2 separate regions of the Homo sapiens genome follow, and region 1 is linked to region 2. Evidence: read pairs that join two places in POLR2A ChIA-PET (ENCODE). Cell type or tissue: MCF 10A. All regions are shown on one strand. Each heading gives the region's core, and the rest is flanking DNA. Links, peaks and the distances in the headings are about the cores only.

The links. ChIA-PET counts read pairs that join two places held together with the same protein. Peaks named below come from ENCODE experiments on the same cell type or tissue, not always from the same donor. Only the 100,000 strongest peaks of a DNase experiment are listed, where the experiment ranks them.
Region 1: POLR2A ChIA-PET joins it to region 2 with 5 read pairs; 5 of 35 experiments call an interaction of 5 or more read pairs at or near these places.

The regions. Positions count from the first base shown.
Region 1 is chr5:151,088,240-151,104,770 of GRCh38, reverse strand. ANXA6 (annexin A6) reads left to right here. Exons shown (of 26, transcript NM_001155.5): 25 at 1,079-1,201; 26 at 3,264-4,065. The coding sequence ends at 3,323. Among named protein-coding and RNA genes, the nearest start is that of TNIP1, 15 kb to the right of the region's middle. RefSeq lists enhancers at 6,016-6,065, 6,256-6,365, 9,533-10,732, 10,367-10,776. In MCF 10A, for the core only: no CTCF peak of the experiment used is centred there; DNase peaks (open chromatin) are centred at 10,090, 10,540 and 11,060.
Region 2 is chr5:150,779,502-150,795,207 of GRCh38, reverse strand. All of the region lies in intron 1 of SMIM3 (small integral membrane protein 3), which reads right to left. LOC124901110 reads left to right here and starts at 14,807. Exons shown (of 2, transcript XM_047417995.1): 1 at 14,807-15,301; 2 at 15,657-15,706. RefSeq lists enhancers at 4,095-5,073, 5,074-6,053, 15,068-15,706. In MCF 10A, for the core only: no CTCF peak of the experiment used is centred there; a DNase peak (open chromatin) is centred at 4,747.

The sequences.
Region 1 (16,531 bases), core at 3,781-11,780, 310 kb before region 2:
GTCACAAGCGCTCCCCTCTGAGTCTAGTCCTGCCCTTCTGGGAGAGCCCAAGCCACACTGGCCACCCTCTCAGCCACTGGAGTCTCAACTGCAGATAGCCTGGGCAGGTGGGAGGGTAGGAAGGAACCTGAGACCCTCACCCTACAGTCTCCAAATGTGACAGCCATTCATTGAGCACTCACGATGTGTCAAGCCTGTGCCAAGGGCTTCATCTCTCTGACCACAGCTGACCCTCATGGCAGTCCTGTGAAATTGTGGTAGCATCCTCATTTGATAGAGGAGGAAACTCAGGCCTAGGTAGGGTAAAACGTTGCCCACATTTACATAGCTCCTAAGAGGCAGAGCTGGGACTCGAACCTAGCTCTGACTCCTAGGCTGGTGCTTGTCGCTCCCTGGGGGCAGAGGCAGCTCTGGCTGCCCACACATTCCATGCCCTGTGCCTGCTCCTTGGGCCCGGTGGTAGTTTCCTAGGGCTGGTGTAACACATTCCAGAAATTGGGTGACAAAAGAAATTTATTCTCATAGTTCTGGAGGCCAAAAGCCCAAAATCAAGGTGTCGCCTGGGTTGGGTCCTCCTGGAGGCTCTGGGGGAGAAGCACTCCCCTGCCTCTCCTAGCTTCTGGTGGTTGCCAGAAGTCCTTGGTGTTTCCTGGCTGTGAATGCATCACTCCGGTCTCTGCCTCTGTCCTCACCTAGCCACTTTTCTGTGTGTATGTCTGTGCCCTCCCTCTTCTAAAGATATTGGTTATTGGTTTAGGCTTCAATCTAATTCAGTATGCCTTCATCTTAACTAATTACATGTGCAAATACCTTATTTCCAAATTACATCATGTTCTGAGTTTCCAGGTGGACATGGGGACACTATTCAACCCACACACATCTTTTTTGCGTGTCAGTCTGGCCAGTCCTGGGCACAGAGGGATTTTGGTCAGGACTGTTTGCAGAAGACAGAGGTGGAACATCCGCCCTGTTTTTGGAAGGAACAAGGGAGAAAGGCAGATGGGATACCACTGTTTCTTGCCTGACTGGGCTCTATCTCTCCTTCCGCCTGTGTCTCCCTCCTGCCTGGCTCCACCAGGGTGCTGGCACAGATGAGAAGACTCTGACCAGGATCATGGTATCCCGCAGTGAGATTGACCTGCTCAACATCCGGAGGGAATTCATTGAGAAATATGACAAGTCTCTCCACCAAGCCATTGAGGTAAGGGGAGGGGCTAGAGGTTAGCAGGAAGCGGGTGAGTGTCAGATCCCTAATATAAGATTAGAAGTCTTTATTCCCATGGACTTTTTTCCAGTGGGTTACCGCTTAGAACAGCCAGGATATTGAAATGAAAGGGGGTCTGTATTGCATTGTTTATACCGAAATCAATTCCAAAAGAATCAAAGGTTTATAATTAAAGATTTCCAAATAAAACAAGAGCCCATTTTTTGCTTTTTTTAAAGCAATGTTATGGAAGTATAACTTACATATCATGGGCAGGCATGGTGGCTCACACCTGTAATCACAGCACGTTGGAAGGCCAAGGCAGGTGGATCACTTGAGGTCAGGAGTTCAAGACCAGCCTGGCCAACATGGTGAAACCCTGTCTCTACTAAAAATACAAAAATTAGCTGGGTGTGTTGGCTCATGCCTGTAATCCCAGCTACTCAGGAGGCTGAGGCAAGAGAATCGCTTGAACCCAGGAGGTAGAGGTTGCAGTGAGCTGAGATCACGCCACTGCACTCCAGCCTGGGCAACAGAGCAAGACTCCATCTCAAAAACAGACAAACAAACAAACGAAAAACTTACATATCATAAAATTCACCTGTTTTAAGGGTACAATTCAACAGTTTTTAGTAAATTTACTGAGTTGTACAACCATTCCCATAATGCAGCTGGTTTCCAAACACTTCTATCATCCCACTAAGCTCTCTCATACCTGTTTATCTAGTTCCATCCCCAGCCATAGGCAACCACCAAGCTACTTTGTGTCTCTGTAGATTTGCCTTTTCTGAATATTTCATATAAATGGAATCACCTAATATGTGACCCTTTGTGTCTGACTTTTTGTTTGTTTGTTTGTTTTTGAGACGGAGTCTTGCTCTGTCGCCCAGGCTGGAGTGCAGCAGTGCCATCTCATCTCACTGCAACGTCCACCTCCTGGGTTTAAGCAATTCTCCTGCCTCAGCCTCCCGAGTAGCTGGGACTGCAGGCATGCATCACTATGCCTGGCTAATTTTTGTATTTTTAGTACAGACAGGGTTTCACTGTGTTGGCCAGGCTGGTTGCTAGCTCCTGACCTCAAGTGATCCACCTGCCTTGGCCTCCCAAAGTGCTGGGATTACAGGTGTGAGCCACCACACCTGGCTGCGTCTGACTTTTTTGACATATGGAGCTTATATTTTTGCTCTTTGAGATCAGCCAAGATCTTAAAGTCTGATGCTTGGTTCTACTTGGCTAACGAGACTATGGGCATCTCAGAGGCAGTCTCTTACAGACTTAGTAGGAATGTAAGTAAATTGTTGGCACATTTTGATACTATATTATGTTTTAAAATCATACATCAAAAAATACAAGGACAAACAAAATCCCGAAAACCATGTCTCATAACAATGATAGGAGTCCCTCAGAAGGGAGATCCATACCATACCATGGGTCAGGAAGTTTGGCCTCCCCAGTCTGAACGTATACCAGACCACTGTGATGTGTGGTGAGCGTGATGGTGTTTGTACCCATTCCCAGCAATGGCTTGGCAGTTAGCACTCAATGTTGTTTGTTCAAATAAGAAATCACCTAACACGATATGCCAAGGGCCATGGGGGAGGGTATCAGCAGAGTGCCAGGGGAACCAAGGGAGGCCAGAGTTCACTGTGCCTCCTGACGCAAGAGAGTGGCCAGAGTGCTTCTCAGAGGAGAGGGCCCTGCTGGCAAATGGGATTGGGGGTGCACAGGGGCATGTTGGACAGGGGAGTGACAGGTGGAGAGAGGACTGAGATGCTCCTGGGGGAAAGGAACAGGTGAAGCTGCAGAGCTCTGCACAGGTCAGATCCCAAAGGGCCTTGAAGCCAGGCCGGGAGCTTGCATATCTTCCTGGGGATAAACAAAAGGGACGTGGTCACATTTATGTGTCTGGGAGATCCCAGTAGCCTACATGTGGCATGGGATCCTATGTTGGTCATGGAGAGAAGCCGAGGGAGATGTCCAGACAGATGGGCAGCCGGGAGGAGGGGGCATTGAGACTGGAAGGACTGTTTTCACTCACTCTGCTCTCTGCCTCTGCCAGGGTGACACCTCCGGAGACTTCCTGAAGGCCTTGCTGGCTCTCTGTGGTGGTGAGGACTAGGGCCACAGCTTTGGCGGGCACTTCTGCCAAGAAATGGTTATCAGCACCAGCCGCCATGGCCAAGCCTGATTGTTCCAGCTCCAGAGACTAAGGAAGGGGCAGGGGTGGGGGGAGGGGTTGGGTTGGGCTCTTATCTTCAGTGGAGCTTAGGAAACGCTCCCACTCCCACGGGCCATCGAGGGCCCAGCACGGCTGAGCGGCTGAAAAACCGTAGCCATAGATCCTGTCCACCTCCACTCCCCTCTGACCCTCAGGCTTTCCCAGCTTCCTCCCCTTGCTACAGCCTCTGCCCTGGTTTGGGCTATGTCAGATCCAAAAACATCCTGAACCTCTGTCTGTAAAATGAGTAGTGTCTGTACTTTGAATGAGGGGGTTGGTGGCAGGGGCCAGTTGAATGTGCTGGGCGGGGTGGTGGGAAGGATAGTAAATGTGCTGGGGCAAACTGACAAATCTTCCCATCCATTTCACCACCCATCTCCATCCAGGCCGCGCTAGAGTACTGGACCAGGAATTTGGATGCCTGGGTTCAAATCTGCATCTGCCATGCACTTGTTTCTGACCTTAGGCCAGCCCCTTTCCCTCCCTGAGTCTCTATTTTCTTATCTACAATGAGACAGTTGGACAAAAAAATCTTGGCTTCCCTTCTAACATTAACTTCCTAAAGTATGCCTCCGATTCATTCCCTTGACACTTTTTATTTCTAAGGAAGAAATAAAAAGAGATACACAAACACATAAACACATTTCCAGTGAGGGCCTCTGTCTTCTACCTAGAGCCTGCAGCCTGGATTTTCCTCATTAGAGCTTGAGGTTGTAAAGTCTGTCCAGGAGCGAGTTACGTCTTTAAATTCTTGCAAGGTGTTTCCCGGGAAGCGCACAGGAGAATCTGAGTTTGCAGCAAGCCTGGGAAGGCTGGCCCAGCCCTGCTCCGGGCCTCAGGTTCCCCCTCATCCCCTCTCGCTGTCTGGACATTTCTGTATGCTCTTCATCCATTTCAACCAAGCCCAAACTTCCTCTTTTGAACTATGCAAGGGTGCCCGATGTGATCTTGATCTGGAGAGGTGCATGGAAAGTTTCCTTCATGCAGGTCACTGATAAGCAAGTAGGCGCAACTGCAGTTCCTCTGCCTTCCCTCCCCCGCTGCCCTACTTCTGGTCTGTGGCTTTGGTCTAAGATTGTCCAGTGACCATGGCATGGGGCTGGCTGCTGGCCAAAGGGCACTTCTCCCTACCCTGGCTGACCAGACTAGTTTATTGCAGGTTAGCGCGTGTTTGTTTTCTTTTCTTTCTTTTCTTTTTCTTCTTTTTTTTTTTTTTTGAGATGGACTTTCGCTCTTGTTGCCCAGGCTGGAGTGCAATGGCATGAATTTGGCTCACTGCCACCTCTGCCTCCCGGGTTCAAGCGATTCTCCTGCCTCAGCTTCCCGAGTAGCTGGGATTACAGACATGTGCTACCACACCTGGCTAATTTTGTATTTTTAATAGAGATGGAGTTTCTCCATGTTGGTCAGGCTGGTCTCGAACTCCTGATCTCAGGTGATCCACCCGCCTTGGCCTCCCAAAGTGCTGGGATTACAGGCGTGAGCCACCGTGCGCGGCGCATGTGTTTGTTTTCATAGCTGTGAAGACAGCAACAGGCAGGTGAGAGAGTCTGGTCTCGTCCCTCCCTCACTTGTGACCTCAGACCAGCCATTGCCCTCACTGGGCCTCAGTTACTCCAACTTTATAGTGGGGGGTTGGATCCAACAATTTTGAAGAGCTCTCTCTTAATCTCTGACATAATGAGTCTGAAACAAAGAAAAGTTACCTTACCGTGTCTTTACTTCCTTTCTTCTGGGCTGTGAACTCAAGTGCCTTGAGGGCCAGCTAAGAGCTTTTTGGGATATTTGTCTAACTTAATTGAACTGTTACTGAAAGATAAATTAACAAAATGGTTCAGAGTTTTGGATTAAGACCTTTGTAACTAACTGACCGTCAGCACAGGAGCTTCGGTTTCCTTCTCTGTAAAACAGGGCTCCTCATTCCAATTCCACCTATCCTGTAGCCTTGTGGGAATAAAAGGAGGCACCACGTGGAGGTGCTTGGCAGGGTGCGTGCCTGGCTCGGAGTCAGTCTCACTACCTGCCCCGAACCAGGCTCAGTTGTAGGGGCTGAAAGGTGGAGCCCATGATGCTTTATGGCTTTGATTTCATGAAGTCCGTCAGCTGCAGATCACAAAGGCATTTGAACCCAAAAAGAAAAGTGCCTTAAAATATATACTGAGGGAAATGGGCTTGGGGCAGAAAGGAAAGAAGAGTGGAATCAGGGAATAGAAGTGAGGAGAGCCCATGGAGCTGAGGGGAACACAGAAGAGGAGGCCTAGAAACCAGGAATGAGGACAGCTAAAATCGGGCAGTAGCTGTCTGATGCCTCCCTAATGCCTCAGCATGCATTTTCCACATAATTTTCAGTTAAGGTAGTTGCATTCTGGTACTGGTCGGTAGCAGGAAGGAAACCCTAAGAGTTTGTGAGGTGAGGTAGACAAGATGAGAAGTGACAGTTTGTCTCCAATTAAGGAGGACTTTAAATGTCAGGATTTTCTCTGATAACCTAGGGGAAGCCTTTGGAGTTCTTGAGTGGGGAAGGTGTGCGTCTAGCTATGCTCTGAGGACAAATGTAGGAAGGCAGGGTGCCATTCGGGAGCCTTTTGCAACGGTCCTACTAAGAGCTCGGTGCCAGCTGAACAAACCACATTTTTTTCTTGGAGTTTTAGCAGAGGAGGAGAGTAGCCACTGTTCTGAACCAGAGCACCCCATTCATGCATGCATGCAGTTTACACTTAATGAGTGGCTCCTATGTTCCATGCCACGTGCTAGGTGCAAAACATACAAACCAATGTGGTTCTGGTGCTTAAGGAGCTTCCACTGAGTGTCCCTCCTGCTCAGCTCTCTCCAAAATGACACTGGAGATTGCTTCTGTGGCCAAAGTTTAATCGGGAGAAGCGATGGGGGCTAATTTAAAACTAAAAGGAAAGAGAAAGCAGAAGCCCAAACCGCTGCTGTCTCAAAGTGGGAGAAAGGGAGGCTGGCTGTGATGTTCTAAGGGTAGAAGGGGCCCTCAGAAATTCTCACCTCCCTCCCTCACTTGCAGATGAAACAACTGTCACTTCCACAGAGAGGAAGCAACTGGCCCAGGGTACATAGCAAGCTAGCAGCAGACAGAACTGGAATTGCCATCCCGGCCAGGGCCGGTGCTTTTAGAAGCACCCTGTGTTTTCTCCTTTTGTCGTCACCTGTGGAGGTGGGCTTCAATACTCTCTAGCTCCTCACTGCTCCCCCTCCTGCCTTGAGCCTTGCATTTTCCCTTTAGGGCAAACTGTTACAAGCTCTGAACTGGGATGGGCCAATCTTGGTCTTTGGGGCCACTAGGAAATACCCGAAGGAAGTTGCCCATTGGGAGGGGGGGTGCCCTTTTAACCTGAGCAGAGAGCAGCTATTTAGGAATTGCCACTCAACCTCCTGCCCGTGGCGGTGGTGTGGGAACCGCTGGCTGTTTAAAGTTTCCCTATGGCCAGGTGCCGTGGCCCGTGCCTGTAACCCCAGCACTTTGGGAGGCCAAAGTGGGCAGATCGCTTGAGCCCAGTTCAAGACCAGCCTGTGTGTAGCAAAACCCCGTCTCTACAAAAAATAGGAAAAAAAAATGCTGGAGGTAGTGGTGTATGCCTGCAGTCTCGAGAGGCTGAGGTGGGAGGATCGCTTGAGCCCAGGTTGCGGAGGTTGCAGTGAGCCATGATCGTGACATTGCACTCCAGCCTGGACTACCAAGGGACACTGTGTCTCAAAAAAAAAAAAGAAATCCCCCTATATTCATGGTGCCCCAGCACAGCTGCAAGCAATAAGTCGCCACCAGAATAATCCCACTTGAGAAGCTTTGCCTCCATGGCCGTTACTTCCTTTGCAGTATTATAGGGGTGATCACCCTCTTTTTACCAATGAGGAAACTTGGGCTCCAAGTGGTGAAACATACTGCCTGAAGACATAGACAGTACATCATGGATTGACTCACTGGAAATGGTCTTAGAGATGGCCCCAACCAACCCTCTCGTTTCACAGGTTTGGTAACTGAGGCCCAGAGACAGGATTGTGACCATTGTATTAGTAAGTGCCAGATCTGAGGCTAGAACGCAGCTGTCCTGATTCCAGGCTCTGCTCTCTCTGCTGACACTTCCTCCTTTACCTATTGATGAGGAAGCCAGACTGAGCTGAGCATGGGAGGGAGAAGGGTCGGGTTGCCCAACCTGAATTTCGGAACCCAGAAGCGGTAAAACAGCGCTCTAACATGCCTCTTCATTCCCCACCAGAACCTGGGTTTCCTACAGATTTCCCCACTTTAGGGTTGGAGTGAGGCAAGTGGGAAATTGTAGTTACATAACTGAGCCCTCTGCTCAGTGGTTAAGTCTGTGGAGGCAGGCAGGCCTGGGTTCAAATCCCATCCACCACTATTAGTAGAAGTAAATAAGTAACTTGACCTGTCTGTACTGGCAATGCATGTTTATTTCTGAGCACACTGTCTAGAACATACGAAGGACTCAGTATATCAGCTCTTTATTATCAATAATAGGCAGGATTCTATTTTAGAGAAGAGTAATCAGGGTCAGAGGGGGGAGTCTGATGCTCTACACTATGCCTGCTACACAGAGAGCTAAGTGGGGAAAGATTATTAGAAAAATCTCAACCAGACCAGGCTCAGTGGCTACACCTATAATCCCAGCACTTTGGGAGGCCGAGGTGGGTGGATCACCTGAGGTCAAGAGTTCAAGACCCGCCTGGCCAACATGGTGAAACCCCATCTCTACTAAAAATACAAAAAAAAAATTTAGCCGAGTTGCGGTGGCGGGCACCTGTAATCACAGCTACTTGGGATGCCGAGGCAGGAGAATCACTTGAACCCAGGAGGCGGTGGTTACGGTGAGCCAAGATCACACCACTGCACTGCAGCCTGATTGACAAGAGCAAAACTGTCTTAAAACAAAAAAAGAAAGAAAAAGAAAAATCTCAACCAAGCAAGGGACACTGAGTGCAGAAGCGATGAATTAACCACAGGGAGGACTAACAAAGGCTCCTTGGAGAACGGGACACTTGAGAGCACCTCAGCAGATGGTTAGAGAAGCTCTTACATTAGAAACTACTGAAGGAGGGAGGGGTGTCCAGGCAGAGGCAATGGCTGAAGCAAAGGCGCAGAGCTGGGAAAGGAGAGGTGTGTGGGAGTGCTGGGGCCCGTCACCCGCTGTGCGAGGACGCCCTCTGGGAAGGTCACTGAGTCCAGGCTGAAGAGTATGGACTTTATCCTCCAGGCACTGGCTAGCCCCTGAATGTGCTAGGGAGGGAGATTATATGATTAGAGATGTCCTTTAGAAAAGATATCCCCAGGGACCAGCATGGAGGAGACAGGACCAGCAGCTGGGGTCCCTAGGTGTCGGGGGGATGAGGACACAAGCCAGCACAGAGGATGCAGAGATGGAGAAAAGAGAAGGACACTGGGGAGCGAGAAAACAGGGAAAAGGGCCCTAAAGTGCCATGGGGAGTGAGCGGGGAGGAAGCAGATGTGAAGCCAAGTTCCATTCCCTAAGAACTCAGAGAAGGACATGAGGACAGAGGTCCCTGATGTAGGCTGTCCCACTGCCCTCCTCTCAGCTAGGTAAGGACTGACAAAACCCTAAACAAGAGCTGTCTGGGAATGTCCCCCCACCACACAAACAGGCCCAGCTGTTAAAATTTCCAGAACATGCATTTCCTTCTGTGGGATGGCCCCACCCCTTCCTCCCAACTACCACCATCTGCCTGTTGTGCTGCCAGCTGCAGGCAGAACCCCTCCCTGGCCGTCTTGAAGGCCATGGACCTTGACCTGGGAGGGCCTGAAAGGAAAGTAGGGAGGGTGGGGAACTGACATTTCCTTCCCCCACTTTCCCATGTGCCTGCTATCCACTCAAGGCCCGTAAATACTGCTTGTCACACAGAATTACAGTCACTGCCAGCCATACCCACAGAGCACACAGTAGAATGAGAAACACATTGCTGGTAATACAAAGGAGTGTAAGGTATTCTGCTGGTAACACATACAGAGACACACATTGTTGACCATACAGAGAAAATAATTTTTTTTTAGTTTGCTGATAACAACCAAAAATACAGACATTATGTGTGTGTGTGTGTGTGTGTGTGTGTTGCTGTGCACGTGGGAAACACCTCGCATATGTATCCTAACTTGTTCTTCACACACACTGGGGCATGTGCACACTCACACTTTTCTTAGTGCATAGCCTTAGTGTGCCCCACACACCTCCAGAAATCAGGAGTCTGCTTGTTGTTGTGTAAGCCCATCAGAGGAGGACAACCAACCAGGCTGTGTGGAGGGCAGACTTCGAGCCCAACAGCCCTGACTTGAACTCTGATCCTACTTGGCATCCTATTCTGGGAGACAAGACTAGCTCCTTGGAGAACCAGGCAGTAAATGAGATCAAGCCTTGGAAAACGAGTGAAGTCCCCGGGGAAGGCTTTCTGGATACGGTGAGGCGCACAGCGAGTGAAATTTAAAGAGGTAGCAGAGAAAAATTGATTCTCCTTCAAAAGTATGGATCCCATTCTGTTCACTTTTCCAGGAGCATTCTAGAAACTGGTGGTGAAGGGGTTAACTGTGCCAGCTACCACATCCCTTGCCCCCACAGGGCTTTGAAAAACCAGAGTGCTGGGATTTGCCCAAGGTGAGTCAGGGTCACTACCTTCCTGCTGCCTTTGGCCGTTCCCAGGATAAAACTCCCCTGGTTGAGTGAGATGGAAACCTAAAATGAAACCTTGCTAGAGTCCCGGACTCAAGCCTCATTACTGTCACCTTTGTCAGCAGCCGCAGCGCCAAATCTATCGTCACCATCATCACTTCTCCCTGAGGCCTGGTATCCCGTTGGGGTAGGAATGTGCTGATTTTGCTTGGGCAACGCACCCTCTCACTGGGCCTCAGACTCAATTTTCCTACATTGGAGGATACTTTAGAGGCAAAATGAGATTAATTTCATGAGGAGCCTAGCACAGTGCCTGGTACCCTGGGAATGTTCAGGTCCTATTACCTGCCCTTCTGTCTTTCCCAGTGTCCTCTCCTCTTTTCTCTCTCCCATCCCAGGGTCCAGGTTAATTGCAGTGCAATATTTGCATAGACGTGAGACCTCACCCGGGGAAATTCCCCCTGGTGACCAACCAGGTTTCCTTTCTGAGGTCAGGCCACATCATCAGACACTGCTCCTTCCTCTCCGGCTTGCCACTGCCACCGCTGGCTTTCGCCCCTGTCATCTGGTGGGTTTAGATCCTGGCACACAGATTTAGGCTCATCCTTTGACCTTGGGCACTGTCCAGAGGGTGGGGATGTGGAGGCTGGGCTAGGGACCCAGAGCAAAACAGTGAGGGGATAGATATTCAGGGAGAAGAGGAAAGGGCAGCAGGTAGGTGGTGGATAGGAAGCCTGGATTGCAATTTGAACTCATCAGTAACTCCCTGGCTGCCCCTGGGCACAAGCCTTCCCTTCTCTGAACCTTAGTTTCCCCTTCTATCCAGTGAGAAGATTGGTCAAGATAATCTCTAAGCTTTGTTCCAGATCTGATAGACTAAGAAGCCACTTCCTTTGCTTCCACTTCCTTTGGCAGCACAGTGTTGCAACATCTGTACTTGGATCCCCTTCCTTTGACAAGAATCTTGCAACATGCCACCCTGTATTAGTTTCCTTGGAAAGCACAATTTTGCAAAAGGCCTCCCTGAATCCCATTTTTCAAATGCTGATAGAATGACACATACCTCCTCTCCACTTAGTGGCTTAGCTTGCGTTTTAACTTTTCCTTTCACACCCATCATACATACTGTTCTGTGACTCCCCGAAAGAGGGATTCTCTCTACATTCTGAAATTTGTTGTCCCTATCCTGGTATTGAGAAGTCACCTTCCTGATACAAAAAGAAGGAACAAGTTGGGAGACCACAGTGACTCAACGACAGTAAGTTCCTGGGATCACCTGAATCAGAACCAGCTGTTAAAAGGGCAGATTTGTCTCAAAAAAAAAAAAAAGCAGCTTCTAGGTCAGTGGTCACAACTTTGCATCTCAAAATCACCTGGGGGAGCTTTATCAATACCCATGCCCAGGCCACACCCCCGGAGATTCTGGTTTAATTAATCTGGGGTGGGGCCTGGAGGGTCCGCGTGTTTAGAAAGATCCCCAGGTGATTTAAATGTGCAGTCAGGATTGCAGGTGATTTAAATGTGCAGTCAGGATTGCGAACCCCTGGTCAAAGGACACTAAAGTTAACAAACCCATGGTCTATAATATTCTCTATGAAATTATCCTAATGGATGCCCTTTTGTGCACACAGCTGTGCTCAGTGTTATAAATGGGTGAAGAGAATTTACTCCCTTTTACAGATGAGGAAGGTGAGGGATGGCGAGAGGAAGTACTGATGAGGCCATATGGTGAGTCAGTAATAGTGGCTGGCCTGGCACCAAGCAGATGCCTGTGGCCTCAAAGTTTGAGGCCTGTCCATTTACTCACAGTCTGAAAAAGGGTGCTGCCAGCTCTTCAGACAGCTGTTTGCAACCAGGGTTACCCCATGTGCATCAGTAAAATAAGGAGGGATATTTGTGGATTTAACACCTGCCTCTATCACTAACAAGTCAAATCCCCTTTCTCAAGACGTATTTCTCACTGTCCCCAGATCTCTTCCTGAAGTGCCAGTTTGATCAGAACATTTTTGGCCACAAAAGTATTTTGTTAATGTTAGTGGAAAGACTCCTATGCGCCCCCCCCCCCCATTGCTTATAGAATGGAGGCGACATTCTTTTCTTTTTTCTTTTTTTTTTTTTGAGACGGAGTCTTGCTCTGTCACCCAGGCTGGAGTGCAGTGGCACGATCTTGGCTCACTGCAAACTCCACCTCCCGGGTTCACGCCATTCTCCTGCCTCAGCCTCCCGAGTAGCTGGGACTACAGGTGCCCGCCACCGCACCCGGCTAATTTTTTGTATTTTTTAGTAGAGATGGGGTTTCACCGTGTTAGCCAGGATGGTCTCGATCTCCTGACCTTGTGATCTGCCTGCCTCGGACTCCCAAAGTGCTGGGATTACAGGCATGACTCACTGTGCCCGGCCAGAGGCGACATTCTTTAGCCCAGTGTTCAAGGCTCCCGAGGTCTGTCTGCCCAGTCTCAGCTCTCTTTACATGTGTATCCCCAGTCCTCTACTCTCCCCAACGTCGGGGACACTGTACACATCACCCCCCTCGATGGGGTTCTAGCATTTCATTCTATGACCCACTTCCTTCTCCTTCTCTTCTTCCCTCCACAAGCATTCATGGATTGCCTGCTGTTTGCTAGGCACTGGTGAAATTGTGACAATCAAAGAAGAAATAGTCCCTGACCACATGGGGCTTATACTCCAAAACGAGTTTTCTCTATGGACATGTTGAGAACACTGTTGATGTGTTGGGTTGGGTCATTTTTTGTTATGGGGATCTGTCCTGTGCATGGTAGGCTGCTTGGCAGCATCCCTGCCTTCTGTCCAATAAATGTCAGTAGTATACTCCCTCCTCAGTTGTGACAATGAAAAATGTCTTCAGATATTGCCAGTTGCCCTGTGGGGGCCAAAATCATCCCTGGCTGAAAACCATTTTTCTCATCAGATGCTAAATTAACTGCACCAATAATCATTTTATTACAACTAGTTGCAGAGAGAGAGAAAGGCAGGGCTTGAAAATGCAGAACAAGGGGCCTGCTGTGGTCTGGAGGGGAGTGCAGGAGTGGGGAAGGTCAGGGAAACTTCCCAGAAGAGGCACACTTAAGTTGAGACAGAGAAAATAAGCAGGCATTGGCCAGGTGAAAGGCACAGTGGAGGGGAGGTGCTGCAGCCAGGGGCCAAGGAATATGCAAGGAAGCCAAAAGAAGCAAAAAGGAAGACCAGGCACGGTGGCTCACGCCTGTAACCCCAGCACTTTGGGAGGTCGAGGCGGGTGGATCACGAGTTCAGGAGTTCAAGACCAGCCCGGCTAACATGGTGAAACCCTGTCTCTACTAAAGATACAAAACATTAGCTGGGAGTTGTGGCACGCACCTGTAATCCCAGCTGCTCAGGAGGTTGAGGTAGGAGAATTGCTTGAACCTGGGAGGCGGAGGTTGCAGTAAGCCGAGATTGTACCATTGCACTCCAGCCTGGGCGACAGGGTGAGACTCTGTCTCAAAAAAAAAAAAAATAAAAAGAAGAAGAAGCAGAAAGGAGCTGGCACATTTGAGGAATGCTTAGGGGTGGTTAGAGCGGGAAGGGATGGTAAGTAGAAGCTAGATCATGAAGGGCCTTGGAAGAATTTGTCAGCCATTGATAGGCACCCATCCAAAGGAGAAGAAGGCAGATCTGAGCTTTAAATGAGAGCCGACTGAGAATGCAATGGGCTACCTGTAAGGTAGTGAGCTCCCCATCATTGAAATAGGGTGGCAAAACTTGGCTGACCACTTGCCAATGGTTGGGGGAGGATGTGCTGGTTCTGGGTAGGCTGTTGAGCCAGTAGACATCTGAAAAACTATGATTCTATGACCTCTTCTAACTGCCTGTCTTCAAAGTTCAGATAAGCAGGTAACTTCATTGGCTTGAGTGGGACTTTGCAAAAATCATAGATTTGATGCTTGGGTGACTCAGAGAAGTAAACGCATCCTCAGTATCTACCAGTGAGTTCCTGACAGTGAGTTCTACCTAGCTGCCTATATGTGAGCAGATAATTCTCACTTTGGATTTGGAAGATCCAGCTGAGAGTTTTGGCTTCTCAAACTCTACGGGGAGTATCGGGGAGTATCAGGGAGTTTAATTAAACTGCTGCCTTTAGGGATCCCCTCGTTAGAGAGTCTGATTTCTTAGCTCTATGATGGGGTCCAGAAATCTGCCAAATCCTGGGCTAGGTCCTAATGGCATGAAGAGTTTCTATTCTTGGGGAACTTTCAACAGAATTGATGAACCAGGAAACTCACAGAGTCAAGTTCATTCATTCCCTAAGTAAGTATCAAATAGCTTTTATGAGACTGGCTCAGTCCTGTCCCTACAACATCAGCAGCAAGACCAGAGATGTCAAAATGGATGAGGTAGGGCTGGATAATTCCGTATCAAAAGAGTGGTCCTGTGACAGTTTCCTTGTGTATACCCAAATTTTGCCCTCTTTTAAGATCCAGTATAGGTCTCATCTCCTCCACATCCTCACGGGAGACATTACTTATATTTGAACTCTACTTGTGCCATTTATTAGCAGTTGTCTTAACCCACTAGGAGCCTCATTTCTTCTTTTGCAGAATAGTATATCAGTCTTATACAGTTCTTAAGAGAGATGCATGAAATAATTCATCTAAGAGCACTGAGTACTGTGCCTGGCATATGATAAGCTTAAATATTAGCTATTAGTGTTTTTATTTCCTAACCGCCTAATGGCAATCCGCCTTTATTCATCCTGATTTCTCCTTCCTCTGAACTTTTGGACTTCCTTAACATGTCAGAATGGGAGGTCCCTTAGTGGTCATCTAGCCTGATATTTTACATTATAGAAGGGGAAGCTGAGGACCAAAACTTGCCTAGGGCCATACAGCAGAGCCAGGATTCAAAGTCAGCTCTACTGATTCCCAGTCTGAGGGCCTCTTCTTCCTCAGTGTCTATCCCCTGGCCTGAACAGAGAAGGCAGCTTCAGGGAATCCATGCATGGCTGGAAGGGGGAAGAGGTGAGAGAAACTGATTGCTGTCAGCATTTCAGCAGGGAGAGCTCAGAGCCATTCTCTTCATAGGATGTGCCAGCCAGGTATTCTAACTGGAAATCCCAGCTCATGTCGCTCCAGCTCCTTGAACGTCCTTAGCCCTTCAAGGTCCCTTTGCCATCTAAGATTCCATGGGCAGGAACTGGTCTAAGCCAGGCTCTGTGAATTTACAGAGAATATGTAATTATAGTGGACTTTAAAGTGCAAATATTGTATATAGGGGGAAAATTGTAATCCAGGAACATTAGGGCTGAGCTACACATATTTTCACCCCCTGCAGAGAAAAGGGTCTATGTACAGGAGAACATCATCTTTTTGCCCCTGGTCTAGCTCAAGGGTCAGTATCATTCATACAACTGCACTTTCTGTGATGATGGAAATATCTGTGCAGTCTGGCATGGTAGCTGCTTGCCACGTGTGGCAATCGAGCTCTTGAAAAGTGGCAGTGCCACTGAGGGGCTGAGTGTGGTGTGGGAAAGAGCACTGGACTAGGAGTCAGGAAGTCCCTCTATTTACTCACTTGGAAATTTATTTCCCCTGTCTGGCCTCCACTTCCTTGTCTGTAAAGTGAGGCCATTGGGCTAGGAGATTTAGCATCCCCGTGTAATCCTGATCTGAAGGGCACAGATGCAGTTGGATGGGATTCAATGGACCCTTCTCCGCCCCCACCTCTTATTGCTCCTCTCCTCCTGCAGAGGCTGCATGTGGCCCCTTGTGACCTGGACCTGTTTATTTCTCCAGGTCTACCTCTGTCACTTCCCCCAGTCTGCCTCAAATCCCTTGGTCTACTCAGACTGAACAGTTCATGGAATATATTCTCTCTTCTCTTTCTGTTCTCAGAATATATTCTCTATTCTCTTTGAATATTCTATTCCCTTTGTGGAGAACACTCTTCCTTATCTTCTTTCTTGGCTACTTTCAGGTCTCAGTTTAGGTGTCACTTCCTCCAGGAAGACTTCCCAGATCCCCATATCCTGACCAGATACTCTTTTGTCCAGGCTCCCAAAGCCCCCTGCATTTCTCCTGCCAAAACACATCTTTCCTGTACTTTATTGTAATCTCCTCCTCATTTACCTGTAGCCCCCAGAGCAGTGCTATCCAATAGAACTTTCTATAATAATGGAAATGTCATACATGCATGTAGTCTAATGTAGTAGGTGCATGTGGCTGTTGAGCACTCGAAATGCAGCTTGTGCTACTGAGGAATTGAACTGTTAATTCTATTTAATTTTAATCTACTTAATTTATATTTAAATAGCCCCATATGGCTCCTCAGAGTCTGTGAACTCTGAGAAGGCAGGAAGCGGGTCTGATTAGTCCACTCTTGTATCCTCAGTGGTCCATAAATGTTACCATAAGAATGAGGAAACTCTGGAACCAGGAATGATGAAGAAAGGCCACACCTCATCCAAACGGCCCTCTTCAT
Region 2 (15,706 bases), core at 474-8,473:
CCACTGGCCCTATAAGGCAAGGACTATAATTATTGTTTTCTATTTCTTGGCCTTTACCTTCTGTTACACCCATTTTACAGATGAGGACTCTAAAGTCTTAAAAGGCAAGATGACATTAATTTGACCGAGAACATGAACCCAGATGGGTGGGACTCCAAAGCTTTCCTGCTTAACTATTAAGCTACCATACTACCAGTCTGTTCTCTCATCTATAAAATGAGAGATGCATTGTTTTTGGTCCTATACCGCTTCTCCCATTCTCCCCTTTCTGGGGAGAACCTACCTATTCTGTGTGGTTTCGTTGGGACACTGACCTGAGTACAGGGATGGATATGTTTCCATCCCCAGTAACTTATGGAAAAATAAAATTAAAAAGGTATAAATAAATAAATTGTTTGAGCCTAACTACTTAATAAATGGAACTGCTCGGTATTTATTTTGACCTAGGGTGCTGTTAAAAAATGACTAAGACACTAAGGATTCAGTGAATTGAACACGATTGGAAACAGCTATTTGTAGTCTGCCCCTCTCCCACTCTTCCCCCCAAGTCACCAAAGTCCAAATTATCATTCTTATGCCTTTGCGTCCTCATAGCTTAGCTCCCACATATCAGTGAGAACATACGATGTTTGGTGTTCCATTCCTGAGTTACATCACTTAGAATAATAGACTCCAATCTCATCCAGGTCACTGCAAATGCTGTTAATTCATTCCTTTTTATGGCTACGTAGTATTCCATCATGTGTATATCTCACAGTTTCTTTATCCACTTGTTGATTGATGGGCATTTGGGTTTGTTCCATGATTTTGCAATTGTGAATTGTGCTGCTATAAACATGTATGTGCAAGTATTTTTTCGAATAATGACTTCCTCTGGGTAGATACCCAGTAGTGGGACTGCTGGATCAAAAGGTAGTCCTACTTTTAGTTATTTAAGGAATCTCCACACTGTTTTCTATAGTGGCTGTACTAGTTTACACTCCCACCAGCAGTGTAGAAGTGTTCCCTGTTCACCACATCCACACGAGCATTTACTGTTTTCTGATTTTCTTTTTATTATGGCCATTCTTGCAGGATTAAGGTGGTATCGCATTGTGGTTTTGATTTGCATTTCCCTGATCATTAGTGATGTTGATCATTTTTTCATATGTTTTTGACCATTTGTACATCTTCTTTTGAGAATTGTCTGTTCATGTCCTTAGCCCACTTTTTGATGGGATTCTTTGGTTTTTTCTTACTGATTTGTTTGAGTTCGTTGTAGATTCTGGATATTAGTCCTTTGTCAGATGTATAGATTGTGAAGATTTTCTCCACTCTGTGGGTTGTCTGTTTACTCTGCCGACTGTTCCTTTTGCCATGAAAAAGCTCTTTAGTTTAATTAGGTTCCAGCTATTTATCTTTGTTTTATTGCATTTGCTTATGGGTTCTTGGTCATGAAATCCTTGCCTAAGCCAATGTCTAGAAGGATTTTTCCAAAGTTATCTTCTAGAATTTTTATAGTTTCAGGTCATAGAGTTAAGTCCTTAATCCATCTTGAGTTGATTTTTGTATGAGGTGAGAGATGAGGATCCAGTTTCGTTCTGCTACATGTGACTAGCCAATTATCCCAGCACCATTTGTTGAAAAGGGTGTCACTTCCCCATTGCATGTTTTTGTTTGCTTTGTTGAAGGTCAGTTTGCTGTAAGTATTTGGGTTTATTTCTGGGTTCTCTGTTCTGTTCCATTAGTCTATGTGCCTATTTTTATACCAGTACCATACTATTTTGGTGACTATGGCCTCATAGTGTAGTTTGAAATCAGGTAGTGTGATGCCTTCAGATTTGTTCTTTTTGCTTAGTCTTGCCTTGACTATGCAGGCTCTTTTTTGGTTCCATATGAATTTTGGAATTGTTTTTTCTAATTCTGTGAGGAATGATGGTGGTATTCTGATGGGGATTGCGTTGAATTTGTAGATTGCTTTTGGCAGTATGGTTATTTTCACAATACTTATTCTACCCATCCATGAGCATGGAATGTGTTTCCATTTGTTTGTATCATCTATGATTTCTTTTTAGCAGTGTTTTGTACAAGGAAAACTACAAAACGCTGCTGAAAGAAATCATAGATGACACAATCAAACAACTTAATATGTATTTATGGCCTAACAACTTAGTAGCTGTTTGAAAAAAAAAAATACACGCAAATTGAAAAAAACAGTTTTTATTTCATTCTTAACTAGTTACTAATGGAATATATGCACCTGCTGGACACTGTGTAACTTTTCAAACTTTGGAATAATATTGGACAATGCCATCCTCACTTATTATTTCACATTAATTTTTGCCCAGTACTTGCCATACCATGCAACCACCAAAAAATCAACTTCAGGCTGGGTGCAATGGCTCACGCCTATAACCCCAACACTTTGGGAATCCAAGGTGGAAGGATTGCTTGAGCCTAGGAGTTCAAGACCAGCCTGAGCAATATAGTGAGATTTTAATTCTAATTTAATCTAATTTAATGCTAATTAGATTGGCATGGTGGCTTATATCTGTAGTCCCAGCTACTTGGGAGGCTGAGGTGGAAGGATTGCTTGAGCCCAGGAGGTCCAGGCTACAGTGAGCCATGATCACACCACTGCACTCCAGCCTGGGTGACAGAGCAAGACCCTATCTCAAAAATAATTTTTTTAATCAACTTCATAAATTATAACATTAACAAAAGGCATGTAGTAAGATTAGTGTTAAACTGTGAACTATCTTAAGCTAATCATTTGTAAAGTGTCTGAGAGATGTTGTCAAATATCACTACTTCTGTCAAAAATCTTAAACATCCTGCAGCACTCCCCTCCTTCTAGTGAGTTCACTGGGGCTCCCAGGACACTTCAGTGCTCAGCTTGGGAACCATCGATATAATACATTCCCTGCCCAGAGGGCACAAGGCTGGAACTATCTCCTGCAGGTCCTTTCAAATGTAAGGTCGATAATTCTGTGATTCTAGGTTCCAAGCAAAATTCCTAATTGCAATCCTATTTCCTATTCTTATCTAATCACTAACTTTTCCTTTCTAATGCCCTTGGCTCCATGTCCACTGTTGCCACCCTAAGTAAGGTATTGATCACCATACCCAAAGGAGAGTACCCAAGAAATACATACAAGGATGTTACTTTCTGCATTATTTGTTAAGGCAACAGACACAACAAGTGTCCACTAATAGTAAAATAAAGAAGGGTATATCTGTATAATGGGATGCCATGCAACAATTTTCATGTATTCATTCACTCACCCATTCATTCATTCATTTAACAAGTATATAGTACTTACTCCACATCAATCATTGTTCCAAATGCATTACAAATATTAATTTACTTAATTAATACAGCTACTATGAAAAACAGAATGGAGGTTCCTCAAATAATTGAAAATAGAGTCACTATATGATCTCAGTAATCTCACTTCTGGGCATATAACCAAAGGATTTGAAATCAGTATGTCAAAGAGATTTCTGCACTCCCATGTTTATTTCAGCATTATTCACAAGAGCCAAGTTATGGAATAAACCTAAGTGTCTATTAACCATGAATGGATAGAGATAATGTGGCATATACTCAATGGAATATTATTTAGTCTTAGAAAAGAAGGAAATTAGTGCCATTTGTGACAACATAGATGAACATGAGGACATTATGCTAAAGGATATAAGCCAGGCACAGAAAGACAAATATCTCAAGTTCTCATTTATATATGGAAGCTAAAAATATCAGACCCATAGAAGCAGAAAGCAAAGCCTCTGGTGGTCACCAGAGGCTGGAAGGTCGGGGGAATGGGGAGATACTGGTCAAAGGGTATTATGTTTCAGTTAGGCAGGAGGAATAAATAAGTACTGAGATAAAAAAATTAATTTATTTATTAGTCATTTAAGAGGAATCTGATCTGTAGTGAACTCCAAAAGTTTTAAGTGGAAAAAATAAAAATAAAGTGCAGAACACTTGTGTATAGGATGATTCCTTTGGTTCAGATTTTGTAGAATTAAGTAGGGAAATAGGCGAGGATATATACAGGAAAATTACTTTCTGAGTGTACTCTCAAGAAAGTGTTAATAGTGGTTACCTTTTCGGGAGCTGGACTAGGAATAAGAGGTTTTGCTTTTCATTCTTCATTCATAAAACATGATTTTATGCCGTTTGAATTTTCTCAACATGAGCATTTATTACTTCTAATTTTTTATGCCAACTGGGTTAAGGGGGCAAAGAGGCTTTTTTTTTGTTTTTGTCTTAATAATTCTCCATCTTAAAAAGTAAAAACACACATATACAATTTTAAAATCAAATAAAATTAAGAGATGAGACTAGATCAGCAGTCACCAAATGCCACATACCATGGTAAGTGACCTTAAGACAGTATAAAAGAACACTGATTTCTGGGTCTCAATCCATACATACTGAATTAGACTCAAAGGGGATGAGGAGGAGCCCTTTTTTCCCATTGTCCAGGTGATTCCAACGTGCAGCCAGATTTGGGAACCTCTGGACTCAACAAATCTTTAAGACCCCTAAGGCCTTTTCTGGCATTAAGATTTGGGAATTGATTCCCAGGTGCTCTGCAGCCAGGCTGGGCAGATCTGGGCAAGTTCCCAGATGAAGGAGAAGCCTCTGACAAAGCTCCCCAGGGCCATAGGATTATCTGCCGAGCTTGCAGAGGAGACAGAAGCACAGGCTGGCCCTGTCTCAGCCTAGGAAATGGAGTAACTTTCCCCAAGGTCTAAGACACAGAAGCATGAGTCACAGGAGACTGAAACTGTTAGAGGACCGGGGGCGGGATAAATCATTCTTTGTGGTCTCCTGACTACATCAACAGCTAGCTGCCTTAGACTAAAGGAACCCCACAAGAGTCCTTTCCTGTAAACCCTTTAACATCAAACAGTCTTCCTGACTTCAAATGCCAGGAAGACGTAATCACCCTGGCTGATTTTCATAAGCAAAGCCTGTAAGATACAGGAACTCAGGCTTCGGGGCTCATCCACAATCAAGAATCCTGGAACATTAAAGCTAGAATGAGTGCCATTTCACAGATGGTGAAACTGAGGTCCAGGGGGTCTTCTCCCTCCTGCAGTCTTACTCCTTAAGGGAATAATCATTCAAATACATAGATCTGATCGTGTCGCTGCCCCTAACTAAAACAAAACAGAACAAGTAGATGAATAAATGAAATTCTTCTGTAACCTGTATCCTAGACTGTACTAATATTACTCTTTTGCAAATGAAATTGTTATTCTAACCCCAATACCCAACAGCTAAAGTAAGGCTGCTCTAGTAGAGCCTGGAAAGTGGGGGCCTGGCAGGGGAAGCGTGCAGTCCTACCTACCCAGCAGAGCTGAATACATTATCCTCAGAGACCCTAAGCACTAGAGATGAGGGTGCCCACCCCCTTCACATATGCAATTCAAACTAAAAATAATACTACACCATAACACACAAACTTTGCATGTTACGAAATTAAAGTCGGTTCTTTCTTCTAACTGAAAAAATTGGAAAAAACTTTTCCCAGCTGTCCTTTGGCATGCCTGCTCAGTGCAGCGGGCTTACTTGGTAGGGCAGTGCTACTATTCAGTTTCCCCTCGACCCCCTGGGCTCCTCAGAACATAGTGTGAAAGCCACAAGTTGCAATGTTCTCCAAGGGCCCTTCCAGAGCTACTGTTCCAAGATTCTAAGGCTGGCCATAGAAGTAGTCGGGTGTCAGAGGGCACAGGGAGCTCTATCTCCCTGTTTCACTCTTCTCGAAACTCAAACGTGTCCTTTGCTGCACTGTTCTTCCCCATGTAACATGGGTTCCAGTCGCTTCCACCTCTCCCTACTGTCAAAGAAAAATTTTGTCTCCCAAATAAGAGCTAAGCAAACCATATCTTCAGCATCTTTAATTGCACACTAGAAATATTTGCTTGAGAAAAAGCAGGACTCTAAGCTTCTCCTAGCTGACTTCTATTTGACCTCTCTGTCATGAGTGCATAAAACCTTGTTTCTTGGTATGTCTAATATAATAGTCATAGATTAATTTATCATTTGCCTCACAGATATATTGCTTGATATTTCTTATTAATGGTTCATGTTGGATATGGCCCAAACCATTTATGTCACAAATTTATGCCTATCACTGATAAGAATATGATGTTTTTATAACCATAGGAAGTAAAACATCAATCAGGTCTAAACTCTCATTATTTTGAACCAGCATACTTTATCTGCTATTTGCCTCCTTAACAAATAATAAACTTTGACATATGTTCAATATAAGTTTGTCTAAGAAACTGCACGGAAACCACCCTGAGCTCACCAGCAGAAAAGCCACTAGCACCAAACATGCCATCCCATCAGATCACAGGCCCTATACCACCAGCCCTGTGAACTGGACACATCATTGCTCCTCCTCAGTCCATAGGGGTTAAGTAACTTAGCCAATTCAATGGAAAAGTCAACAATCCCAAAATGACTATTTTGTGTCCACTAACAAGACCAAATATAAGGTGGGGGGAAAAGCAATGTAGTTTCTACGAAAGAGGAAAAAAACTTTTTTCTTTTTTTTCTTTTTTTTTTTTTTTTGAGACACAGTCTCGCTCAGTTGCCCAGGCTGGAGTGCAGTGGCGTGATCTCAGCTCACTGCATCCTGTACCTCCCAGGTTCAAGCAAACCTGTGCCTCAGCCTCTTGAGTAGCTGGGACTACAGGTGTGCGCCACCACACCTGGCTAATTTTTGTATTTTTTGTAGAGATAAGGTTTTGCCATGTTGCCCAGTCTGGTCTTGAACTCCTGGCCTCAAGTGATCCGCCCACCTCAGTTTCCCAAAGGAGAGTGACCGCACCTGGTCAAATTTTACTTTTCCAAAGGTAAAAATTCATCCCCTCTTTTAAGTACTCCACTTGATCCAGTTTAGGCAGGCAAAGGGAAGCCCTACTGCCTGATTAGGAAACATCAAATTTTACTTCTGGGACCACTTTTCTTAAGCAATTAAAAGTTCTTTTTGCAAAAGAAAGAATCATTGTTTCGGCCAATCCCACCATTTGGCAAGTTTTCTAGTTATATAAAAATTATATAAATTTCATAAATTAAAATTTCCTACAAGTTGATAGTTTTAGGGTAACTGGATTCAAGGCAACAAGCCTGTGTTATCTACTCGTCAGACTCTCTAGCAAGCAACTTTTTCCTCTCTGACAGGACAATACTGTTTTTATTTTTGGTTCAGTATTATCATGATAAGTAACTCTGTCCAGGATATTCATTCATTTATTCATATGTCAAGTACTTGGTATTTGCAAGATACTCTCTCAGGACTTACTATTACTTACTCCTTATGACTCTGTGCTTCAAGAAGCACAGGGAAGTGAAATACCACTTCCCTTATTTCCTCAAACACAGGATCACACGAGCCAGCATTTGCTTAACAAATTGTATTTGTTTAAATTTGTAAAAACAAAAATAAATTGTTTTATTTCACAAATTTGTACTATTTGTATTTGCTTAACAAATCCCATTCATTAACTTATTAAAACTTCACAAAAATCCTATGTGGGGATTTTACAGCTATAAAAACTAAAACTGAGAGAGGTTAGCCAGCCATTGATCATAAAGCTAAGTGAACAGGATTCATACTCAGGAATCCTGATTCTGCACTTACTTACCACTACACTACAGCTACCTCCAAAGAGTCCACACAGACCCAATGTATAAGCATGGAGTATACCAGACCCACAGCTTTCTTCTAAGTCCAGGTCAAACACTGTTTTCAGCTGAAGGCCATTCCATATTTAGAGAATTAAGAAGAGATACGCAATCTATAAAGATCAGGACTTCCGATTCTGGTAATGGTGAACTAGACAATTTGGACTAGTCCTTTTACTGAAGACAGCTAGAAAAGTGGGACCAAAAAAACCTGATGGAAGGCACTAAGAGCTAATGAAATAATGAAGAATTACCAGTCTTCATTGCTTGAGAAAAAGCAGGACTCTAAGCTTCATTTAGGTTTTTTTGGTCCCACTTTTCTGGGAGAAGGCAAAAATCCAGGGAGGAGAGCCTGTCATTTTCCCCTACCGGAGAATGGAGACTGAGCAGTACTGACTCAGGAGACTAAGGGGACAAAAGTTGGAGTCCAAGACTGCCAAGAGAGGGAGAGTAAAACTTCTGCACTTTGAGCTTGGACCTTAAAAAGCACCCTTAGTGCTAAAGATGAACTGGAAGTATACTAGTCCTCCCAGAGACTACAACTCAGCTTTGCATTATCATAGCTCCTGAAATTAAATTAAGGAATCTCCAGGTGCTTGGTAGAAGCAAATATACATCCTCTCTGGAGGCAATATCATCATGATAGGTCTCAAATTATGTTTTGTTTACAAATATAATGTCCAACACATAACCAAAATTAATCAAGAATGCAAAAAGACAGGATGATAAAAACAAAATAATCAGAAACAACAGACAATAGAAAAAAAAGTCTACCGGGGCTCCAGATATTGGAGTCATCAGACAGACACATAGTTCAAATAACTTAGCTTACTATGTTCAAGGAGGAAAAAACTCCAAGTTTGAGAATTTTGACAGAGAATTTGAAATTATAAGAAAGAATAAACAGATTTTTTTAAAAGAATCAAATAGAGGTTACAAGTGGTGGCTCACACCTGTGATCTCAGCACTTTTGGAGGGAAAGGCAGGTGGATCACTTGAGCTCAGGAATTCAAGATCAGCCTAAGCAACATGGCAAAATCCCATCTCCACAAAAAAAATTTTAAAATTAGATGGGCATGGTGTGCACCTGTAGTCCCAGCTACTCAGGAGGCTGAGGTGGGAGGATCACTTGAGCCCAGGAGGCTAGGGCTACAGTGAGCCATGACTGGGCCACTGCACTCCAGTCTGGGTGACAGAGTGAGACCCTGTCTCGAAAAACAACAACAACAAAGAGAACCAAATAAAAATTCTAAAACTGAAAAATATAATAGAAATTTAAAATTCAGTAGATAGGCTTAAAAATTCAGTAGATTAGCCATAGTAAAAGAGAGAATTAGTAAACTGGAAAAAAGATCAGGGGAAAATACTTAGAATGAAGTAAGGATAAACAAAAGGATGGAAAATACAGAAAAAGAAATAGGTAAGAGAGATAGAGGAAACAGTGACAAGGTACAACATAAATATACTGGAGTATCAGAAGGAGAAAAGAAAGAATGAAGCAGAACAATATTGGAGTAAATAATAACAGAAGTTTCCAAAACTGATGAAAGACACCAATTTGCATACTAAAGATGTCCCATGAACTCCTAGCAGAATACATAAATTGGAATCCATAATTAGAAATATAGTAAATCTGGCCAGGTACAGTGACTCATGCCTGTAATCCCAGCACTTTGGGAGGCTGAGGTGGGCAGATCATTTGAGGTCAGGAGTTTGAGACCAGCCTGGCCAACATGGTGAAACCCTGTCTCTACTAAAAATACAAAAATTAGCCAGGCGTTGTGGCACACGTCTGTAGTCCCAGCTACTTGGGAAGCTAAAGCAGGAGAATCATTTGAACCCAGGAGATGGGGGTTGCAGTGTGCCAAGATGGCACCACTGCGCTCCAGCCTGAGCAACAGAGTGAGACTCCATTTCAAAAAAAAAAAAAAAAAAAAGAAAAGAAATATAGTAAATCTGCTGAGATCCAAAGATAAAGAGAAATAAGACAGAATATCTTTAAAAGAGAAACAGTTAGATTGACAACCAACTTCTCAACAGAAACAATGGAATTTAAAAACAGCAGAATGATCTCTTCAAAGAGGTGAACAGAAATAACTGCCAAGAATAATGGTGCAATAAGACATTTTCAGGCTAGGTGCGGTGGCTCACACCTGTAATCCCAGCACTTTGAGAGGCCAAGGCAGGCAGATCATTTGAGGTCAAAAGTTCAAGACAAGTCTAGCCAACATGGTGAAACCTGTCTCTACTAAAAATACAAAAATTAGCCAGGTATGGTGGCACACGTCTGTAATCCCAGCTACTCGGGAGACTGAGGCAAGAGAATCGCTTGAACCTGGGAGGCAGAGGTTGCAGTGAACCAAGATTGTGCCACTGCACTCCAGCCTGGGCAACAACGCGAGACTCCATCTCAAAAAAAAAAAAAAAAAAAAAAGACATTTTCAGAAAAAAAAAATACAGAATTAAAGTATTCAAGAGCAATAACAAACAAATTCTGGAAGAAATAGAATTAAAGTATTTTGATTTTCTTGTATTGCCTAAGAAAGGGCAGAAGAACCAAATCATATTAGACTTTGTTAAATCAAGGATGCATATTGTAACCTCTATGGTAGCCACTAAAAATATCAGTCAAAGAGTGCATAATTTCCAGCGGAAAACAGGAGAGGAGAAAAACAACAACAAATACTTAGAATAAAGGGGACAAATAGAAAGCACAGAGAAAGATGGTAGATTTAAACCCAAACTAACAAGGACCGTTAGGGTACATATAAATAAGGATAAAATATACACATACATATATATTTTTTATAAGAGACACATGGGGATTGGAAGGGTTAAAAAGTCAAAGGATACAAATGAAACACCGTGTAACCATGAATCACATACGCTGGTAGTCCCTTACTAGTATAAGGCCAAGTAGACTTTTAGGCAGAAAGTATTACTAAAGATACCAAAAAGGTAAAGTGATTTTCTATTTTTAGGTACCTAATCTCAGAATTATAAGGAGAAATAGACAAATCTGCAATTATAGTGGGAGATTTCAAGATGTCTCTCTCAGATCTTGTGGGGAAAGGCAGGATGAGCAGAATAGATGTTATCAACAAAGCCCAGAGTTGATGAGATACATGAAGTGTTGGAAGCATATGGAGTCCTGGTGGCTTTGGCAAGAGGTTTAACCTCTTTGAGCTTTAGTCTCCTAATTTGTAAAATGGAAATAATAACTAATAATTGTAACCACTTCATAGGGATGCTCTGGAGGTTAAATGAGCTAATGCGCATAAAGCACTTAGGACAACGTCTGGTACACAGTAAGGGCTTCACGAAGTTAAGCTGAGCTAGTGAACCCGGCATCGTTCCTAAATCACAAGGTCAAGAGATGGAGACCATCCTGGCCAACATGGTAAAACCCTGCCTCTACTAAAAGTACAAAAATTAGCTGGGTGTGGTAGTGCACACCTGTAGTCCCAGCTACTCGGGAGGCTGAGGCAGGAAAATCGCTTGAACCCAGGAGGTGGAGGTTGCAGTTAGCCAAGATCACACCACTGCTCTCCAGCCTGGTGACAGAGTGAGATTCCGTATCAAAAAAAAAAAAAAAAAAAAAAAGGGAGTTCAAAGCCTCTGCCATTAGTTAGGGTGCCGTGACTGCTTCGTGACTGATCTGGGCCCAATGTAGGAAACCACAGTGAAAAGTTTTTTTAAGTAAAAAAATTTTAAGCTGTCCCCAGCTTGAACCTCCCACCGGAAACTTACACCCTCCACATCCGAGCTGCAACTAACAGTCAACTTTTGAGAGCTTGCCAATGGTTATCCAACCGGTTTTACTGCCAGAGTTCACTGAGGAAGAAGGCAATAAAAGAAGTGACTGCCTGCTGGCAGGCAAGCTTAATTATCTCAAAGTGGGAGACAAGGCAGATAGAGGCAGGTGGCTTCCTGCAGGTGTGGCCTTAGCCCAGCACTGCCAGAACTCTGGGCAGACCATGCTGCTGCTGTTTTGTTTCCACCAGCCACGGTGGCCAGAGAGCAGACAGCTATAACCAGCTCCAAGTCACTGATGCTGAGGCGTCCAAAGATACATGACTCTTCAAGTATTTTGCAGAATGTGAACAAGGCTGATGGTTCCCAGGGCACAGGACTAGAGGGTTTGCCAGCATTGTCCACCTTATAGGACCCCTTCCAAAAAGTCTCCACCCTCAGAAGATGCTGCTGAGGTTGTCAAGGAAGAATGGAACATTTAAGCCAGAGAGGGCAATTCAAGTTCCTAGATGGGGCCACACTGGCCACTTTGTAGCCTGGGGAACCTAACAACTGTGTCCCAGGGGCTGATCCCACTTGAAGAACTTTGTGTTTGCTGTTCCTTCTCAGAATGCTCTTTTCCTCCCCTGTCCATTGTCTCAATGTCCATGACCTCAACCTAAATGTTACGTTTTAGTAAAGTTTTTCCCGACCCACTCTGTTAAACTATCACTCTTATCTTGTTTTATTTTCTGCATATGCTTTTCACAATCTAAAATTAGCTTGTTTGTTGCTTGTTTGTTTTTATTGGCTTTTTTCCTATCAGGCTAAAGACTTGTTCATTTGCTCCCTCAAACGCAAGCACAGGGAGAGCAGAAGCCTCACCTCTTGTGTATTGCTGTGTCCTCAGCACCTATCACAGGGCCTGGCATATCACAAGTGCCAACAAATATGAAATCAATGAAGAAATGAATATGGGAAGATTATTTCAGATGTGAGCTCACTCGTGGAACCTAATTGACTGAAGAGGTCCAGAAAGAATCCTCATCCCTGCAAAAGTCCCAGTGATTCTAAAAGTCAGAACACTATCTCCAAAATAACATGATGTCCTCTGATTTTATCATTTTCTGGGCTCTTTGTACATTCAGGAAGGATTATGGGGGGCTCTTTCTTCCCCAGCCCACCCTGTACATACCAGGCAGAAGAGAACTGGCCTTTCAGAACGAAGCCCTCTAGGATTCCCACTTGTTGATTTGCTTGGGCCGATAAGCTCAAATTCGAGTTCTGACTCCATGTGCTCAGGAGCTGGGGACTGAGGTGGGGAGGAGGGACCAGGGGTGAGGGGAGCAGTGATGTTGCCCAAGATGTGAATCTTTCTGTTCTTAGAAGAGGTCAGGGAGGCTGATAAAAGTGGGGGCAGGTTTCCCATGCCAAGTCCAATATGAGAAGGACATACCAGCTTCACATTTACTCTTGGAAGTATTTCTCCTCCCACTGTGTAACAGCCTCAAACATTTACCAACCCAGCACAGTCATTTCACCAGGGACCTTTGGTCCAAATAAAGGGGCCAGAGGAAGGAATGGACAGGACATACAACTACCAAAAATGTGAAATGAATCAAATCACAGCCTTTTCTCCAATGACCCAAAGTCCCTAAGGAGCACTCTGTTCTCATTTCACCCCAACTGGCCCCTGTCTCTCCAAACTTCCTAACAGACTACAGACCTGCCTGAGTTTCCATCTGCTCCTCTGTGGCTGGAAAAATGGAAAAACACCAAGATATTTCAAAGAGATCGGAACACAGCCAGAGCTGTGTAAGACCGCACGTACCATCTGACCCAGCCAATCACAGAGTCTTAGAAACCAACAGAGAGCTAGCAGAGGAGAAAGCCCAGGCCAAATCCCCAGCATCCTGTTTAAGGCACTACTATCCATCATTGCTATTTGCCAGTGACTAAGTGCCTGCTGTGTGTCGGGCTAACAAAGGAGACTGTCCATGAGAGGTGCTGGCAGGGTGCTCCGTGACAGAGCTGCAAGAGCACCGGGCGGTGGTAGTGCCTTGCCTCAATGTGTGAGCCTCAACAGGTCGCTCTCCCAAAGTCAGCCTCATGTGTGTGGAAAGCAGAATAATGCCCACCACCACCACCACCAAAGACATCTATGTCCTGGTCCCCAGAATCTTGAATATGATCCTATATAGTGGGTCACTAGCAAGAAACATATCCAATCAGCCAATCAGAGTGCAAATCAATAAAATAAGGAAGCTCTATCTATACACAACTAAGCAATTTAAAGTATATGGTTTAGACGTGGAATCTAGCTTGCTGTTGTTTAATGTGCCAGGCAATTATACTTCTGAGCAGTTCCCCTTCCTAACTACCTAATTCTTAGCCTTTACTGCTAGATGTCTCCATTATCTCTTGAGGTTCACCTTCTGTTTCCCTAGTGAGTTGGAAGGATACTAGGTCTCTAGGGATCCACTAGAACAGTGACTATCAAATTCTCACTTAACTTCTCTCAGGTCACCCTGAAAGTAAGTGACAGAGGCAAGATCTGAACCTAGTTCCCCCCAATTCCAATGAAGTTCAGAGAATAGGCCCTGGAGCCAGGGTGCCTGCGTTCAAATTACAGCTCTGCCACTTACTTTCTGTGTGATCATGGGTGAGTCACTCTCTCTGGACCTCAGTTTCCTCATCCATAAAATGGAGGTGATGACAGTCCCTCCCTAATAGGATTGTGGTAAAGCCTAAATGAGTTAATACAAGTAAAATGCTTAGAGTCATGCCTAGCTTATAGTAAGTACTCAGTAAATGGCAAGTATGATCATTATAACATCATTCCGCTTACTGGGCCAGTCAGGGTGGGGGAGGACAAGGCAGGGTGTCGCAATGCCAACACTTACTCCTATACCTCAATAAACTGTGTTTGTGAGTACACGTGCCCATTTTTTATACCACCGCCACACCCAACCAAGATATTCTCTTTCCTTGGAGGTATTTCCTTTGCATGTTTCAATCCATAGAGAAGAAATGGAGGCACAACGTTTAAAGGATTGGCGTATGGCTGAGAAAGCATCTGAGGCTGTGACTGGCCCTTATCCCCTTGGTCTGTCACCCCCAAGGGCCCAGGATCTGACCTGACCACAGGCCCCCAGAGTCTCTCATTTGTTTTGCATCTCTAACACCTCACCGCGACTCAGTGGTTCTCTGGCTGTTCTCTGGGACTCCCCAGATCTTTAGTGTCATGGAGCCACAGTTCTGAGGTTCGGAGAGGTCACTTGTGGGAGAGTTCATGAAGCATGACTTGTAACCCCCACAGCATGATTCACAGTCCCAGGACAGCTGGGAACAGGAGGTCCCGGCTGGAGCAGGAAAACACTTTTTAGTTTTTTTCAGTTGTCACTGCAGAAGCACATGATGTCCTAAAGCTCAGCTGTGCTGCTTTGCGTGTGTCTAGATGGCTGCTGTGCGGCCTGCATAAACCAAAGAGCATGTCATGCTCAACCACAGACAAACATCTGTTCCACTCCCATGTCTTCATTTTACAGATAGGGAAGACAAGGGCCAGAGAGGGGAAATGCCTCCATTAGGGTAATTCAGAGGGTCTCCTAACCCCCAGAGTACCTGTTCTTCCCGCTCCCACCTCCACCTAATTCAGGCATCCCCAATCCTTCCAAACTATGTGGCCACTGCAGTAGCAGCACGCATCATAGCAGATGTTCAAGGAATCTCTGATACTTGTGTGATTGCGCAGCCTTCACCACCACACCCTGGAGCTTTGAGGACCTTAGTATTCACCACAGATGAACCGGAGACTCCTCAGCCCCCAGGTGCAGCAGGATTCCAGCTGGTCCAGAAGAAACAAGTGCAGCTGCATAAGTAAGAGCCCAGCCTGGCCCTCAATCAGAATAACAGCCCCTGAGGTTTGTTTCAATTTGTGGGGGGGGCGGGGGGGGTTACACCTTTCATCCTTTCACTCAGTACATATGTATGGAGCACCTACTGTTAGCCAGGCCCTGCTCCAAGAGCTGAGAATGCCTCAGAGATGACGATAGACAGGCAGTCCCTACCCTCAAGAAACTGGCATGGGGGAGACTAGGGAGCAAAACAACCAGCAACTGGAACAACTACGTCCTCAGGAAAGGGACAGCTAACCAGCAGGAGGGAGCTTGAAGGAAGCCTTCTCTCCAAGATACTTTGCTCATGTCCTTTCTCCTTTGCTTTCTGCACGCAGAAAATGTTTTCCCAATTTCACTGATGGAAAAACAAGGATGGTGAAGCAGT